Regions from separate parts of the Homo sapiens genome. Here region 1 is linked to region 2. A link is an interaction called in ENCODE POLR2A ChIA-PET data of the cell type or tissue named here. Cell type or tissue: Panc1. All regions are shown on one strand. Links, peaks and the distances in the headings refer to the core of each region. The heading gives the core; the rest is flanking DNA.

What was found. Peaks named below come from ENCODE experiments on the same cell type or tissue, not always from the same donor. Only the 100,000 strongest peaks of a DNase experiment are listed, where the experiment ranks them.
Region 1: POLR2A ChIA-PET joins it to region 2 with 5 read pairs; 1 of 35 experiments calls an interaction of 5 or more read pairs at or near these places.

The regions. Positions count from the first base shown.
Region 1 is chr3:149,609,118-149,613,516 of GRCh38, reverse strand. All of the region lies in intron 2 of WWTR1 (WW domain containing transcription regulator 1), which reads left to right. Among named protein-coding and RNA genes, the nearest start is that of WWTR1-IT1, 41 kb to the left of the region's middle. In Panc1, for the core only: no CTCF peak of the experiment used is centred there; no DNase peak of the experiment used is centred there; H3K27ac peaks cover 4,000 bases.
Region 2 is chr3:149,369,037-149,373,435 of GRCh38, reverse strand. It overlaps TM4SF1 (transmembrane 4 L six family member 1), which reads left to right. Exons shown (of 5, transcript NM_014220.3): 4 at 1,569-1,749; 5 at 3,556-4,399. The coding sequence ends at 3,570. Among named protein-coding and RNA genes, the nearest start is that of TM4SF1, 6.4 kb to the left of the region's middle. In Panc1, for the core only: CTCF peaks have their summits at 1,772 and 1,974; DNase peaks (open chromatin) are centred at 2,411, 2,677 and 2,889; H3K4me3 peaks cover 3,217 bases; H3K27ac peaks cover 4,000 bases.

The sequences.
Region 1 (4,399 bases), core at 274-4,273, 240 kb before region 2:
GAAGAGATGCCGGGAGTGGAGATTGGCTGTATTGAGATGAGTATGTCAGGGGCAGATAGATAATGTTTCTGAACCAGCAAGCTTTTACCCTTCATCTTGCTGCTTGTCTTTAACCCTTTCCTTGGTCCCTGGGTCTTGCCTCTGCATTCTCATTACTGATGGTAGGGAGTGGTACTCATCTTCATGACATAATCTCATTAGGCCAAGAGAGAGGATAATTGGCCATAGTTCCTAGGCCAGTCCCCTAAGCTGTGTTAGGCTTTCATATATGATTCTGTCTGGTCCTGTGCCTTTACATTTCCTGGTCTTGCCTTCTGAGACTGCCCAGGTTTTAAGAGGTGGGTGTTGGGAAAGGCTAGGAGATGGTGGATGCTGGAAGACAAAACACTAGCAGAGTGTAGTCTCTCCCCTTATGATCCTGAAAGTATAAAAAGCCATCTCTGCTCTGCTGCCAGCCTACCCACCTGCACTTTGGAAGAAGAGCTGTTGGATATTTCAGAATGGTTTTCAGACTGGCATTGGAACCGTGTTCTAAAGTTAACGATGATGGAAATAATTTAGTTGTAGAGGACTCTAGACAGGCTTGTGTAAAGCAAGCAGGTAAAGGAATAAAACATTAAAAATTGTGTAGGAAGAGATGTTTTGAGGTATCAGTGTAGGTGGATTGTGAGTGGAGTGACATGGGGAGGGAGTTAAGAGGAGACGATGTTCATGGTTAAAGAAACCATTTATACAGACGTGACGAGTGCAGGAATTCTGATCTCTCATATGACAAATGCTGAGAATAACTCCTATTTTCCATGCTAATTGCTAATTTACTCATCACATTGAATATCCTGCTGGTGGAAAAATTCAGTGTTGCAGCCTCATATCCTCCTGCATAGGAAGTACTCAGTGACCCAAGATGTTAGAGTCTCTTTTATGGCACTTCCCTGAAAAGAAAATATTATTACTTAATTGGCAGGCAACAGGGGCTTTTAAGGGACTCATCCGAACACCACCTGTTTACTTACAAGTACAAAGGACAGGAAAATTAATTACAAATGATACCTTTCTCTTAAGGGTTCTAGGTTTCCAGTGCAAAATAATGATGATCCAACTGCCAAAGTATATACTGGTAGGTGGAGTTTTTTTTTTTTTCTTTTCCCCTCCTATAATGGATTAAGTTAATCTGTGAGAACGTTTACCCAATGCCCATTGTAACAAAATTATGTGAATTGACCAGATTTCATTAAGTATAAAATGAATGTACCTCGAACTTGGTCTTTGATGTGGATTTTGAGCTACTATCAGGCCACAGTTCAGGTATAGCAAGGATATGCCCCAAAAAAGCATTCCTGTTTGATTATTTGGTGTTTGATTATCAGAATTTCTGGTCTAGAATACAGTCCAGGTGGTAACCTTTCCAATATGAGTGTCTTCCTAAGGTGGGTCATGAGATGGGTTGGAGAATCCAGGGTTCTAAGCCAGTCTCTTGCCCCTGACGCCATATGGGACATGAGGTGAGTTGCCCAGTTTTTATCATTTGTCAAGTAGGAATAGTAATGTCTGATGTGATTGAGGATTAAATGTAAGTCTAGGCAATAATGTAAATAGAAGTGTTTTTGAAATTAAACTGACATGCAAACTTTTGATTGATCACAGTAATCAATCAGTGAACAAACATATTTGTGAGCTATGGAATTAGCCATAAATGTGAAGGAAGCTAGAGAAAAGGGGAATGACATTTCCAGTAAGCTAGCAAACACTCTGGAGCTATGTTATTAACTGTTAAACCATGTAGTCTGGGTAGGTATCATTAGCCACTTTGCCACAACTCCCCACCTCATATCCTGTACCCCATTCAAATTCAGTCCTTTCATTGCTCAGACTCATCTCGCCTTGGCCATTCTGCCCCTCACAATATGATTTTCCCATTTCTGCCTTTTGAAACGTTGAGTAATCAAAACTTAGATCAAATGTCAGTTCTTTCATATAGTCTTCTCTGATTACTCCAGTTGGATTGATCCCTCTCTGGCCTATGTCAGGGATAGGCAAACTTTCTGAAAGAGTCCAGATTGTTTTTTGGCTTTGCCAGACACATGGTCTCTGTTGCTTCCACTCAACTGTGCCATTGTAATGTGAAAGCATCTGTAGACAATACATAGATAAGTGAGTGTGGCCATATTCCAATAAAACTTTATTCACAGAAACAAGCTGCCAGCTAGACTTGGCCTGCAGGCTGTAGTTAGCTGACCCCTGGCATGGGTCATTGTCTTGCTACGCAGCTTTCTTGGTTCTGCGTACATTTTGCCTTAACCTGCATGTTAGTGGCCTTCTTTTTAAAAAAAAAGTTTTTAAAAACTTTTACTATTATTCTTATTTTTAAAGATGAGGTCTTGCTGTCACCCAGGCTGGAGCAGTGGTGCAATCATAGCTTACTGCAGCCTTGAATTCCTGGGGTCAATCTATCTTCCCACCTCAGCCTCCTGAGTAGCTGGGATCACAGGCATATGAACCACCATGCCCAGCTAATTTAAAAAAAATTTTTTTTTTTTGTACAGATGGGGTCTTGGTTCACTGCCCAAGCTGGTCTCAAACTCCTGACTTCAAGCGATCCTCCCACCTTGGCCTCCCAAAGTGTTGGGATTACAGGTGTGAGCCACTGTGCCTGGACAGTAAGGCTTCTTATGAACAGCAGTGTCCAGGCTGTTTTCTTCTTTTGAGTCCCCCGGATGTTGTATAAATAGGAGAGTGTTCAGTTGATGTTTGACAAATGAGTGAACAGTGAATGAATGGTGGCTGCTTTCAGAAGTTGGCAACCCTGCTGTCCTTCTGGATGGCTGAGCTCTTCCAGCCTTCTGGCGTCCTGCCTCCTTTCCCTGGCCTGCCCTGCTAGAAAGAGAGGAGAGAAGGCATCTTTTCTCTGTCTTCCTCAGCCACCCTTCCACTTCTTTGAGCAACTACTATTTACAACTCAAAGAATTCTTTATTTATACTGTGTGAGAGACTGTTTACCCGTGTTGAACTAACATTAGGTTTCTTTAAATCTGCTATTAAAACGAAGAGTGGCCATTTGTAACTTTAGGAGCATAAGAGCTGGGTTCATGATGTAAGTGAACAGAGACACCCTTAAAGTTATTTCCCAAGGCCCTGGGAATGCGATTTTCTTAGTTTATTTGTTACAAGGGAGTGTTTTGTACATTGGTAGAGGAAAATACTATGAAACAAAATCAAACAAAAACATCATTACATTTTAAAATCATTTTGCAACACTGAGCAGGTATGAATTTGGTACTTTGCTTGTAATTGGAAAACTGGAAAGTTGAAAATTTAAGTATGGATATTATGATTTTCAATTTTTAGAAGATGTATAGTATATAATGGCAGTTTGCATTTGATGTTAGAAAGAATAGCATCTCAAGGGAAAACAAAAATGCTTTCCGTTCCAGAAAATGTTAAACATTCCTTTTTTTCTTAGGATAAACTCACTACTAGCTACTTTTCTTCTGCCTGAGCCCTTCATTGTAAAAGTGAATTAATGTTGTCCTCTGAATTCTGTTGGGGAAAATGACACAGAACCCCTGTGAATGAAGAATTGCTTTTAATTTCACTGGACGTGAGGCAGAGGAGGACCTTGGAAAAGGAAGGTTATTATTTCCTCTGTGGAAACGTTTATCTTCGTTTTCTGGGTGACTGGTAAAAACAATAGTTTGCTGTGGAGTTTCAGTAATCAAAGAAGAGGAAATAGCATGTGAGTGACTGCAAGTTGGTGGGGACAACCCTGGCTCTTTTGAAGGTGAAACTTACTAAAGCCACATTAGCTATCTCCTAGTGCAAAGGTCGAGAAACATTTTCTGTAAAGGGCTAGAGGTAAATAGTTTAGACTTCATGGGCCATAAAGTCCCTGTTGTAAATTTTCAGCTCTGCTGTTGTGGTATGAGAGCAGCCATAGACAGTTTTAGAAACAAATGAGAGTAGCTGTGTTCCAATACAACTGTATTTATGGACACAAAAATTTGAATTTTCATATGTCACAAAATAGTATTATTTTAATTTGTTACAATTATTTAAAAATGTAAAAACCATTCTTAGATTCCCTGTTGTACAAAAACAGGTAGTGGGTAGGATTTGGGTGCAGGGCATAGTTTGCTGACCCTATCCTGGTGAACTAGCGCAATAATTTCTTAGGTGGGGAGGTGTAGTGGATAACACATTACACATTCTGTACCTTTTAGTAGGTAATCCGATTATGATTAGCTAACCCAAACTTGTGAAGAAAATTTCCTGGTGGAGTTGGATGGCTTTGAGGAGTCCAGTGTTCTTGTCCCTGCCCTGTTAGTGTAAAGCTGAATGGCACTTTGGACCTTGGCTGCCCATCTGGTACATGATGAAGTTGGACTAGATGACTTCTAGGGCT
Region 2 (4,399 bases), core at 264-4,263:
AGTCAAACCTTGATTTTCCCACATGATTGTATTATATTTTGTTAAGAATCCAAATACTCTGTAGCAAAGGCTGAAATTCTAGGAGAGCTATCAGAAGTAGAATTTTTCAGACTGGAAGAATATCCAGGTATTTATAAAATCGACTAAATCCTAGAATCTATAGTCAGATATCACCTCAGTATGGTTTGCTGACATTTCACAAAGCAACTTCATATTGTTATTTATCATTCAACTGCTTTTAAAATGTGCTGAGTGGCTATTGTGTGTCAGATACTGTTCTAGCGGCTGGATATACAATGATGAATAGGTCTGGCTCCTACCTTCATGGAGCTCAGCCTTATTGAATAGATACATAAGCAGCTGTTCTCCCTGGACTAGGTTAGATGCCCTTCCTCTGTGGCTCTTCCATATTTTGTTTACCGATCAGCATATCTGTTGCATTGAGATTACTTGTGACTTGTCTCTTCCTTTAGAAGCTATGCTCTTTCAGGACAGAGCCCGTGCCCTGTGCTCCATTATATCCCCAGCTCTGGCTCAGTGTCAGACTCACACTGACTGCTCAATAATCTTTGTTGAATGAGCAAATGCAGTGTGCTACATGCTATTATCAACTCTTGGGCACAGCATCATGAAAGTGAAGAGCTATCAGCCGGGCGTGGTGGTTCACGCCTGTAATCCCAGCACTTTGGGAGGCTGAGGCAGGAGAATGGCTTGAACCTGGGACGTAGAGGTTGCAATGAGCCAAGATTGCGCCATTGCACTCCAGCCTGGGCAACAGAGTCAGACTCCGTCTCAGAAAAAAGTAAAGAGCTATCAAATTAGTTGGGTTTAATCCCATGAATTTGCTTCCTGTTGCAAATTAATTTATTCCTTAAAAACAAAAAATAGCTTTGTTCCAAAGGTCTCAGTTGAAAAATTCCAGCATATTAAATATCCAAACTTGCCAGAATTTGGATAATTTTCAGCAGTAACAAATTGAGATGTAATAAAATGATCTAAATTAATATTTTAAAGTTCAAAAAAAAAACTAGCCTAAAGAGATTGTATTTTCTAAATATTCACTCAATATTGAATACAAATACCCATCTTTTATACCAATAACAACAATAAAATTGGAAAACAGTTTTAAAAAACACCTACACATACTCTACTTTAGCACATGAATTATTTTCATTTTTCCGCATTTGCTCGTAGTTTACTTCCTACACATACATGAATCTTACCTAGCTTTAAACACAGCACAAATACAGTTCTGCATTTTTATTTTTGTTTATAAGAATTCAGATGCCTGTTAGGGAATATAAATATCATTATAAGGTGAGAATTTCTGACCATGTAATCCTAGATTGGGGTCAAAAATTATAAATTATAATTTTATGTTTATCATTACAGTAGGATCTGGGCTAAATTCCTCCATTTTGTGGAATGACATGCAGTGGAAGAAACTTACACAGGATATTGAATAATTCATTCCTTTTTTCTGAATGAAAAACCACCAAACAAAAGTAGTTTATGAAGTATCCCCTCAAGTATGACCGTGTGTCAGAAGTTTCTCTTTTTACCCACAGGTACCTTCTGGATACCTCCACATGGTCCGAGTGCACTGAACCCAAGCACATTGTGGAATGGAATGTATCTCTGTTTTCTATCCTCTTGGCTCTTGGTGGAATTGAATTCATCTTGTGTCTTATTCAAGTAATAAATGGAGTGCTTGGAGGCATATGTGGCTTTTGCTGCTCTCACCAACAGGTAAGAACCTGCATGAAAATGTCGTAGTCTGGCCCTGGTGTTAATATACCATTGTTTTCATCATAAAGAAAAAGGCAAAACCAAACATGCTCGACCTACCAGCATTTATTCTGATATCATCTTTGTAGCAACACAATTATAGCATTCACTTTAGCTGTCAGTAACAAGCTTCCTCGAGTCTCACAGTCACAGGATTGTCTTAGTTCTTTGCAGTTGGCTCTATGTACACAAGAACATGCTGCCCATAGACACAGCGCTCCCTTCAGGATCTAATTCACTGCCTCTGCTCTCGCTGCAGAGACAGAAAAAAAAGTGATGTCTGCTCTTTGTTTGCTGTTATATTCCCAACTAGTATACATAAGTAATAGCCAACCATTCAATGCATCAGGCACTATGCTAAACCCATATGACTCAAATATTAAGCAATAGGCTTAAGATCACCTACTCAGGAAATAACAGGCTTCAAACCTTGAGTCGCTCTGTGCAAAAGCTCCTACTTTTAACCTGTATTCCACACTTGCTGTTTGGTTGGATTTTCTGCAATTCCTTCCTAATAAGGAGTCATAAAAATGCCTAAGCAGTAAGTATGGAGAATCACTAGCAATCTTTGAACAGCAGCTCATGAAAAGCCTTTCGTTGTGAAAGAAAACCAGGAAGCACTTGTTTCCTGGGGATATGATTTAGGAGAAAAAAATGCATTTGTTTGTAGCAGTGAAAGTTCTTGTTTCTATATCCTCCTAAAATATATATATTATTGAATTAATGAAAGTCCAGCTTTGATCCTATCTTTGAGAGGGTTATTTTATGTCTTATATTTTTCAAACCATTTACTCCTCTGGTGCCAGATCTGTTAACTTTCTTTTAAAAATAAGACAAAAACCTAATGAAAACTGAAAGCCCATTGCTACCATGAAAAACTTTGCTGAAAATAAAAGGAAACTTTCTGTAATTTTGGGGGAAGGTTAAAATGAAAATCTAGTTTTCCTTATCAGGCAAGTATAGCAAGATTAATAATTTCTTTGGCAAATTTCCAAGAAAATAAGGGAATGGGAAACCTTCAATATGGAGCTTCTTTCAAGCAGTACGGTTGGGGAAGGGCAGAGAAGTATCCTCTAGGGATTGCTGTCATGCAGCTTACCTTTAGCCTTGAATTTCATACAAGGCAGAGTTCAAAGTAAGTGATTACTTGTACTAAATGTACTCACTTAGTACGTTTTGGGGACAGGCATAAAGAGCCAATGACCAAAATGGCTGAAGTGATTTGGCAGGGAATGATACTCTCCTCTGATTTGGGGTAGTAAATACACCAGGTTTCCCAGCTGAGTCACTGTAGGGATGGCTTCTTCCCAGATACTACAGGGAAGATCTGTTACCTTTGTTTATAAGACAAAAGACACTTTCAAAGGGCAGGTCTTTTCATGTAGAAGAGTCAGGTCCATAACTCGGTAGCATTTAATTTGAAAGGTTACCCACATTGAGCTCATACCAGTGTGAAACTTCCATGGCATTATCTTTTAAATCCCTAAGATTAAAACCCCACACAAATGCACTCAAAGCAACCCAATATCAGTATCCTGCAGTTTCTATGGGCCCTTTCTGCAGCCTTTACTCATGGAAGACAAGGGATCTGGGTTTGTTTAGGAAACATTTTGTGAGCATTGTCCAAGCCCTAAGTATGGTTGGCCTAAGCTTTGCTGAAGCTAAGATCAGTCTGTTTATGTTTGCTTAAAATAGGAACTTAAAGGACTAAAATGTCATCATTATTTATCCTGATTATAGCCTAATGGTATTTTATTTTCTCTACAGCAATATGACTGCTAAAAGAACCAACCCAGGACAGAGCCACAATCTTCCTCTATTTCATTGTAATTTATATATTTCACTTGTATTCATTTGTAAAACTTTGTATTAGTGTAACATACTCCCCACAGTCTACTTTTACAAACGCCTGTAAAGACTGGCATCTTCACAGGATGTCAGTGTTTAAATTTAGTAAACTTCTTTTTTGTTTGTTTATTTGTTTTTGTTTTTTTTTAAGGAATGAGGAAACAAACCACCCTCTGGGGGTAATTTACAGACTGAGTGACAGTACTCAGTATATCTGAGATAAACTCTATAATGTTTTGGATAAAAATAACATTCCAATCACTATTGTATATATGTGCATGTATTTTTTAAATTAAAGATGTCTAGTTGCTTTTTATAAGACCAAGAAGGAGAAAATCCGACAACCTGGAAAGATTTTTGTTTTCACTGCTTGTATGATGTTTCCCATTCATACACCTATAAATCTCTAACAAGAGGCCCTTTGAACTGCCTTGTGTTCTGTGAGAAACAAATATTTACTTAGAGTGGAAGGACTGATTGAGAATGTTCCAATCCAAATGAATGCATCACAACTTACAATGCTGCTCATTGTTGTGAGTACTATGAGATTCAAATTTTTCTAACATATGGAAAGCCTTTTGTCCTCCAAAGATGAGTACTAGGGATCATGTGTTTAAAAAAAGAAAGGCTACGATGACTGGGCAAGAAGAAAGATGGGAAACTGAATAAAGCAGTTGATCAGCATCATTGGAACATGGGGACGAGTGACGGCAGGAGGACCACGAGGAAATACCCTCAAAACTAACTTGTTTACAACAAAATA